Linked DNA regions of Homo sapiens: region 2 is linked to region 1. A link is a contact called in ENCODE Hi-C data. All regions are on one chromosome and are shown on one strand. Each heading gives the region's core, a stretch centred on a gene start or an enhancer-like site at or near the end of the contact. The rest is flanking DNA. Distances are from core to core; before and after follow the strand shown. Region 1 holds the start of LINC02468 (long intergenic non-protein coding RNA 2468). Region 2 has its middle 17 kb from the start of PDE3A.

Evidence for each region. A loop is a pair of places that touch in the nucleus more often than their neighbours do. Pooled maps may share reads with other maps.
Region 2: a loop to region 1 is called in a pooled map, with 2.2 times the contacts of the local background. The contact joins the enhancer-like site here to the promoter of LINC02468 in region 1. A Hi-C loop is called at or near these places in 5 of 168 maps with a recorded cell type or tissue (A673, ascending aorta, chondrocyte and 2 more) and 6 of 50 pooled maps.

Annotation. Positions count from the first base shown.
Region 1 is chr12:20,125,927-20,130,659 of GRCh38, forward strand. It overlaps LINC02468 (long intergenic non-protein coding RNA 2468), which reads right to left and starts at 1,975. Exons shown (of 4, transcript NR_146523.1): 1 at 1,890-1,975.
Region 2 is chr12:20,348,737-20,353,469 of GRCh38, forward strand. No RefSeq gene overlaps it. Among named protein-coding and RNA genes, the nearest start is that of PDE3A, 17 kb to the right of the region's middle. Within about 2 kb of position 1,860, at least 2 of the 41 ENCODE cell types and tissues checked have a DNase peak (open chromatin) inside an H3K27ac peak, as active enhancers do.

The sequences.
Region 1 (4,733 bases), core at 725-3,224:
TCCTTACATGATCTTATGAGATAAATGTTATTCTTATTTTTACAACTGAGGCAAGTGGAGATGAGTAATTTATTCAAGATTACACAGATGGCACAGAACCTGGATTTGAACCCAGGACAGTTTGATTAACCACTCTTAATCGCAATACCATAGTGCTTCTCTGTGCTGCAGTGGGGAACACAGAGATGCTAACATTTTTAAAACTTACTTAAAATTATAAAAAAAGAAAGTCCATAAATTTTCACACTTTTATATTTATGAAATAAGTGAATTTCTGATCATATTTTTTTTTAGCTGGTGTGATACCAGGGTATAGCATTTGCTATTCTGGTTTAGTAATGTATTAAAATCTATTAAAATTGTGTGTAGTAGAATCAAAAATTTTAAAATGTAACTTGGACTTCTGTGTATCATGCTAAAAAACAATTTGAAACATACTTTTGCTCAGTTGCATCTCAGCTAAAAGTATTTTTTTCTTATGTGACTCTCTTGAATAGTTTTGTAATTATTGATGATTGTTAATGATGATAACATTTCTGGTCTTGATTTATCAAGTACCATAAACATTCACAATAGATTTGTAATTTCCTCAGAGTTTCAGGAATTAAATTAATTGCCACTATAAAAATGATTTTTGAAGCTCTTCTAGGAAGGGTACTTTGTTTATATTCTAGCTATTTCCTGAGGAATGGTGTAAATATTTCATAAATGTTTGGGAACCAGACTTTTTACGCCCAGTCTCACTATCCAACACATAAATTATCTCTTTCATCTAGATATTATTTTTTACTTTTAGGTACTTAGCTCTTTATTTACATGTTTTAAAGTGTGTTATTTCGCAGTAGTTTATTTGAACTAAATGAGATATTTCTGACATCAACTTTTAAAACTTGATGGTTTCTCTTGGATTTTTTTTTTTCGTAGACTTGCTGTCTCTAGTTCAAGGCTTGCTTTTGCTTGTAAACCTATAATGTTACAATTAAATGATGTAGCAGTTCAAGTAATGTTAACTACCCTGGATTAAAATGCTCTCAGGCAATTAAACGGCAGTTGTAAATCATTGGAATTTGGAAAAATAATCAGTGTCGTATGATAGTTGCATGACACATGATGGATCTGATTTTTAATATATGCCATCTTGATTAGAAAATGAAGATGAGCCTTCTGTAAAATGTCATGCATAAGATAGAATTAAGTAGAGGAAGGAAAAAAAGAACAGAGAATATGTGAATTTTTATTTTCCAGAATAGTTAGGGGAGGCAAACTTTAACTCAGAAAAGTGATAGAACTGCAACAATTCCATTAAATCAGTTATACTCACTGTGAAACACAAGTCACAGTTTTCGTTTTACTGTGGTTAAATGAAATAAACATTGTATTTGATAAAAGCAAGTAAAAGTCATATACACAACTTGAAATGACTCAATTAAATACTCCAGCATTGCCTTCCCCGTGCTTAGCTGGTATTGGTGGGGCTTCCTCTTACCTTTTTAGCTGTGTCTCTCTCCATATAGATATTTTTATTATCACCAGTTATTCGCTATTTTGTTCAAGATTGATTTGGTTTACTTCTATATATCTGTGATTATATACAAATAAGGTCATAACAAACACTAGTGTTTTTATTTTTCAGGAAAATCTCCAAGAGTTGGTGAATCATGCTGTTGCCAATAATAGGCATGTGACATAACTGAACATTTCATCATCTTCAGTAAATAATCAAGATGGTAAGAATTATACAGGATGTAGCATAGATTGTTAAATTTGTGAAAGTAAGTTGTAGGCTATGTTAGTTAGAATTAGGTTTGCCTGCTACTGACAGAAAACTCCAAATAACAACGTCTTAAACAATATGGATGTCTTCTTCTTCAAATAGAATCTAATGTCACCTTTGCAGAGATGACATGCTGGGTCTGTGATCACCAGGGATCCAAATGCCTTCGATCTTGGTGCTGGCTCACAATCACCAAGTGGCTTCCACCTCACAGTCTGCTGTGGTTGATTAAACTCCAGCATCTTATTGATGTTCTAGCTGGCAGAAACGAAAAAGAACCCAACAAGGGCAAGGTTGAATTACAAAGAAAGGAGAAAATATCCATTGGAGGACTACTATCAACCTCTGCCACAATTTCTACATTTTCTCAACGTATGAAATTTTAAAGTATACTACTAAATTTTAAAAATTATTCGTATTCATATTTTCAATGGTAAAACTATCGAGCATTCTGTTGTTTGTGCCAATTGTTTTACCAAAAATTTTAGATACAAGAAGAGACATTTATAACACAAGGTGTTTCTAACTGGAAAGTAAGCCCTGGAAAAATTTAGGAAACAAGAGAGATGTGAAACGTGCTTTATGTTATTGTGATTTTGAAATCTATTTTTTGGAAAAACTATGCTTATAAATAATTGAAACTTTAAGAGAGGTTGAAGACAGTGGAGCACAATTAAATTTTGTGGTTAGAAGGTTGCATTTCTAAAAAAAAATGTTTACTATTGAGAGGGCATTACAGTGCTATGAGGGCAGGAATTTTCGTTCATTTTCTTCACTTATATTTTTTGCAACCAGAGTAGTGTGTCGAACACAGTAGGGGCTAGATAAATGTTGAATTAATGATTGATCAATTGGTGGATTAAATTAGAGTAAAAGATGAAGAAACATTTCTTTTTATTTATTTATTTATTTTTATTATACTTTAAGTTTTAGGGTACATGTGCGTAACATGCAGGTTAGTTACATATGTATACATGTGCCATGTTGGGTGAAGAAACATTTCAACACATGAATTACAAGCAGATTTTTACAAAAGAGCACACATTTAATACTAAATTTGAAAATTCACCAAACATAGTAATAACATCAGTTTTTCCTTAGCTTATTCGATAATACGAGAAAACTGTGTAGGGAAAGAACAACTTGAGTACATATAAAACCCACTGAAGATGTCAAAATGTATCCAAATTTAAAAGAGGCTCTTAAATTTTATCAAGCTAAGAGAAGTCTGGGACTAAGCAAGAATTTATTTGTAGCAAGTCACAAAATAAAAATAAATTATGTGGCCTAGACTGCAACAGTCATAAAATTGTGGGAATTTTAATGAAGTTCTTTCTGAATTTAAAGAAAACCACAGAGGTTTCCTTATCATTATGCATGCCTTTTGCATTTATGAGTGATAATGTTTCATGAGTAAGTAAAAAAGTTGTAAAAATCCTAAATACTGTATGTCTTTATATGCTATCACTCAGAAATATGCAAAAAGATAAACACTTCCTCACAATATGTAAGCAGAACAAAGGCATTAGAAGTAAGCTATGCAAGTTGTAAAACATGGGTTGACATGTACTTAGTCTTATTTTATTGGTATAATTGAGACACATCTGGAGATTACTGAGTCTTGAAATATGCAGATGACTGATGAATTAAGTGTTTGGCTGACAGATTTCAAATTTGAAATTATAATTTCTTTAAAATGCTTATTTAAAAAAAGTCTTCTGTTGTGATTAGAATTCTTTTTCAAGGATGGAAATGTAAATATATTATGGATCCTTTTCCTTGGCCTTCAACAGAGAGCCATGATTTCATTTTTTTGTCAAAGAGAGACAATAAATATTTTAAATATATTTGGGAAAGAGAGAAACTATATGTCACAAACCAATCTCTATCTAAATCTTTCAAAGTACACATGCCCTGTCTTTAAAACAGGCAATTCATAATGAATTTTTCTTACTTCAAGGAATGAACTCATATCAAGTAACATGAAGATGTTCATTGAGAGCAGGGTTCAGTCTGTTTATTCACTGTATTCTCTGAACCTGGAACAGGTTCCTGGCACATAACAGATACTTAATACATATTTGGTATACAGGTGATTGAGTGAATAAATTAATAAATGAATGAACAACTAATCATATGCATATGTAATCCTAGAATTCCAATTTTACTAAAATTCTGCAAATTATGACTTCATCTATTATGTCAACATAATTTTTTCATTTTATGTATTTAAGGTGGCATTCATCATAACACTCAGAGCTGGCATTTAATGTTTTGAGTTGGCCAGTCATTACAGCAGGAACAAATGATTCACTTCCATTCTACTTTATCCTTAAGAGTACTTTAAGAATACTATAGAGAAAAATAAAATTAGTGCCTGCCATTAATGGATATTGGGAAATAATTGGTAACCAAACTGATGAACTCAGAAGGGCTCAGTGGCTCTGGGGTGAGACTTGCCACATGGCGGATGCTTCATTAATCATACCTCTAATAACTTATTGTTGCAATTTCATATATTCCCATAATTCACATTTCTGATTTTAGCTGGTCACTTCTAATATATATTGCTTTGGTTATAAGTTGATGCTATAATAACACTGTTGCTGAGAAGGACATTAGCATGATTTTATTAAAACCTTCCAGTATTATTAATTAATAATCTATTTGAAAGATATAAGCCAGAAATTTCTCATAAAGCTTTTGTTTTGTTTAAAGTCCTTGCTTAGAGTAACCACTATTACCAGTTCCAAGCAATCACCACTATCTCATAGACAAACTTGAATTTTAAGTATTACAGTTCAGCCCATTAGGCATCTTGGGGATGAGAATATAATCATTTTAAATTGGTTGGAGAATTAAAGTTACAGAATAAGACTGATGGCCAGTTTCTAGAAAGTAGCATTCCAGGATATCTAAAGGAAACCTAATGAAATTGTGGTGCAGCCCTCTGCTGAAA
Region 2 (4,733 bases), core at 610-3,109, 220 kb after region 1:
CACAATGAGATATCATGTCACACAAGTCAGAATGGTTATTATTAAAAAGTCAAAAAACAACAGATATTGGTGAGCCTTCAGAGAAAAGTGTGTAAGTGTATAGCAGCTTGTACACTGTTAGTGGGAATGTAGATAAATTTAGTCCCTGTGGAAAGCAGTTTGGAGATTTATCAAAACACTTAAAATAGAACTACCATTCAACCTAACAATCTCATTACTGGGTATATATTCAAAAGAAAATAAATCACTCTACCAAAAAGATACATGCACTTGTATGTTTATGTCAGTGCTATTCACAATAGCAAAAACATGGCATCAATTTAGGTGTCCGTTAATGGCGGACTGGATGAAGTAAATGTTGTACATATAAATAATGTAATACTATGCAGCCATACAAAAGAATGAAATAGTGTCCTTTGTGGCAACATGGATGCAGGTGGAGGCCATTATTCTAAGTGAATTAACACAGAAACAGGAAAACAAGTATTGCACCTTCTCACTTATAAATGGGAGCTAAACATAGGTACTCTGGACATGAAGATGGGAACAATAGAGACTAGGGACTACTATGGGGGTGGGGAGATAGGGGACAATGGTTCAAAAACTAGTGGGTACTATACTCACTACCTGGGTAATAGGATTGATCATACCCCACACCTCAGCATCATGTAATATACCCATATAACAAACCTACACATGTAACCCCTGATTCTAAAATAAAAGTTGAAATTAAAAATAACAAAAAAATAAAAATAATGAAAGAAGATGTTACTGTTTCGAGTGAAGTTTTATGCCAATAATGTGTAGAAGCTATGGAAAGACTTACAGGTCTCAATTTCAGCAGCTGATTGAGAATTTTATTTTTGTAAGGGAAGAATATTGAGTACATATATTTAATGATATTAACATAAGAATGACCTTACACTTTTTCTAAATCAAGGAAAGCTGTGAATAGGTGGGCTTACTTACTGAGAATCCAGAAAGGTAGAGGCCTTGATCTTGATATGCTCATGTTGTTGAGCACATAAATGGGACCGCTGATCAAACCGTCTTGTTGTTAGAACTCAGTCTAATACTGTATAGCTATATGGTTCAGTGGCCAATATTCAATCCTTCTCACAAAATTTATAATTGCATTTCATTTGGTAATTATGACATAAACATTGCCATTTGCTCTCCACTCTATAATTAAGTAGTATCTTTAGAGTATCTTGGTAAAAATCATGTAATTCGTATGCATGGGCTATAATATAAAGCGGATACAAGTACTCGTCTTAAAAATTTTTTTTTTAAAGAGTGGGTCCATTAGTTAACTTACTTTATTTTAAAAAAAGTTGTGACTATATATTTTTGTGTGTCTTTGAAAGATAGCCAGATGTATTAGGCAACTTATTATACTTGCCAGCTTTGGTCATCTCAACATTGTGAACTCAAATTTTAGACCAATTATTTGGCTCAGTTCTTTTCAAGATATTACAGATTATGAGGATTTACAATTACAAAACATAGAAAACTTTTTGTGTTTGAGTGCTCATCATGTCCAAAGACAATATTTCACTTTGCTAAAATTAAATCCAATTAGGTGAATGAGATCATTACAAATTCTCTTTATACATAAAATGTGCAACTGTGGAAGGAAGAAAAAGAAAAGATAGTTAAATTTGCTTTACCTTGTTTCTAACTTTATATTGTGTGATTAGATACAGGCAGCAATACAACGAACGTTTTCTGGAAAATACGTTTTAAAAAAACAAATGTCTTAAATTAGAGACAATGAAAAATAGCTTATTCACTACGAGTATCTTAGTCAAAAGCTTTGTGAACTTCAGAAGGAAAGCGTAAGACTATACTTCCTTCATTCTTCCTGAGAAAAATAATTCTCACGGGAAGCGTCCTACTATGACTCATTTACAGTTTTGCATCTGTAAGAAAAATAGAAGAAGCTGACGCAGAAATCAGGATTTAATGAGTAAAATAAACTTATATTATGGGTTTGTGTGATATTTCCTTCAGTATGATGAATAATTTGTCATTTCTAGATTCAGTGAGTAACAAGTTCACCCTTCACCCCTCTCACCAGGCTGTTTTGTTAAAGGCATCTGGCCAAATAAGATCAGGCTGTTGCTTCAAAATTATGAAGTACAAAGTATTTCTTTTAGACTTCACAAGTAGAACACTTCTATTTAAGTAAATTGTTTACCTTGTATTTGTTTGATATATATTACTATAACACAAACTCTTGAGATACTCTCACTTTTTAAAGTATAGTATAATGCATAATATATAAATTTGTATATTTATAAATAAGTCCAAGTAACAAATGAAGCCAATGAACATATTCCAGTCACTGGCTGGAAATTTTTCTTTCTCAAATATGATCTAAAGCTGCGGTAAGATAGACTTCACATATAAATATTACACCTTTCCAGGATCATTTTCCAATGTCTTTGAACAGGGGAGCTCTCTCGCAGCCACATTGAGCTGTACTTTGAATTTCTTGCTTTGATGCACTCCTGATTTTATTGCTGCTTAAAGGCAAAGTTTGGGTTTTATTTATTTTAAAAGCATTAGAGAAATATTTGCAGAATGACTGGATTTATAATAAAGGTTTCTAACAAACAGATCAGTTAATAAACCAAGAGAACAGCACGCTTATAGCTTTTCAAAAACTTCAGTGGTTTTTCACACAAGGACAATCAGGTTTAAAATACAAGCCACTGTTCTGCTGGATTTCAACAAATGCAACATTAGAAACTTGTTTAAATATGCATTACCAAATGAAAGCCAAAAAGATATAGGCTGGGATTTTATAGAGCCAAAATAAGCAATTAAAACGGGAAGAATTCGGTCTATACACATGTGGCCTACATTATGACAAGCAATTGTTGGACCAGGTTTTTTAACTAAATTGATATTGGGGCTCAGCTCACTTGGAGAAGCTTTCCTTTGGCCAGCCCAGACTTCACACTAACTTTTCAAGTCCTTCCTGGCCTCCGGAGCGCCATTCAAGTTAGATTTTTATGAAGTCTTTCTTGACTAATTGAACTTACCTTGATTTCTTCTCATCAATAAACTACCAGTATCATGCATTTATTATTTCTCAGTACACTGTCGCATTAGTTTCAAGGTGTGTGCCTTTGTGTGTGTGCATGCACATGCGTGCGTGTTTCCGTGAACATACAAATCTTGTCTCCCATGCAAGAGTTTGCATTTCTCAATGCAGACAGTACGGCCCATGCCTTTGTGTTTCCCATGGTGCCTTGTGTAGAACATGTTATTAAGCATGAAATGGTTCCACTGTAAAACTCCAGGCTGCTGAGGCCAAAGGGGGTGCACAGGAAGTATACTAGAGTCCATGTTTTTGCCTACTAGGGGATTCGTTTTCAACTTGGACCTAAGCTGGAATTTATTCTCCCAGCCAAAAAGCAGTAGAATATACACCGGCTCCTTGCAACGGCGACGGCTCTGGCAGAACACAGAAGCGGCAGACAAACAGCACTCAGAGAAGACAGAAAGTTGCCGGGCTGCTCAAATAGAGACAGAAGCCAGTCCCTGTATAATAAATACTAGCAGTAGCCATTTAGTCGACAGCAAGGAGTGAAACAGCCTTCATATTTAACTACGTACAGTTTATGAAGACTCTATATTAAAATCTGAAAAGCAACTGTAGATATAAACAGATTTTTTTCTACTATTAGTAACATGGAATTTGATATAAAGAAATAATTATCTTTCTTTTTTTCGAGATGGAGTCTGGCTCAGTCACCCAGGGTGGAATGCAGTGGCGCGATCTCGGCTCACTGCAACCTCTACCTCCCAGGTTCAGGTGATTCTCCTGCCTTGGCCTCCCAAGTAGCTGGGATTACAGGCGGGCGCCACCATGCCCGGCTAATTTTTGTATTTTTAGTAGAGATGTAATTATCCCAATATAGAAGAGCCAGGGGTATAAAGAAGAGGATGTGCATGTTAGACTGACAACAGATGAAGAAAATTAATCGTGCTGTACCTGAACAGAGACACTTCACTAGTCTCACTGAGTCAATATGCAGAATTAGAAAAGAATCCCAAACTCTACTCAGTGTCATTGCTAATATGTTATATATACTTATCCTTAAATGCAAGTAAACTGCAAGTCCATTTTTTTTTTTGAGACGGAGTTTCGCTCTGTCCCCAGGCTGGAGTGCAGTGGCGCGATCTCGGCTCACTGCAACCTCTACCTCCCAGGTTCAGGTGATTCTCCTGCCTCGGCCTCCCGAGTAGCTGGGATTACAGGCAGGCGCCACCATGCCCGGCTAATTTTTGTATTTTTAGTGGAGATGTAATTATCCCAATATAGAAGAGCCAGGGATATAAAGAAGAGGATGTGCATGTTAGATTGACAACAGATGAAGAAAATTAATCGTGCTGTACCTGAACAGAGACACTTCACTAGTCTCACTGAGTCAATATACAGAATTAGAAAAGAATTCCAAACTCTACTCAGTGTCATTGCTAATATGTTATATATACTTATCCTTAAATGCAAGTAAACTGCAAGTCCATTCTTTTTTTTTTGAGACGGAGTTTCGCTCTGTCCCCAGGCTGGAGTGCAGTGGCGCGATCTCGGCTCACTGCAAGCTCCGCCTCCCAGGTTCAAGCGATTCTCCTGCCTCAGCCTCCCGAGTAGCTGGGACTACAGGCATGCACCACTATGCCCAGCTAATTTTTGTATTTCTAGTAGAGACGGGGTTTCA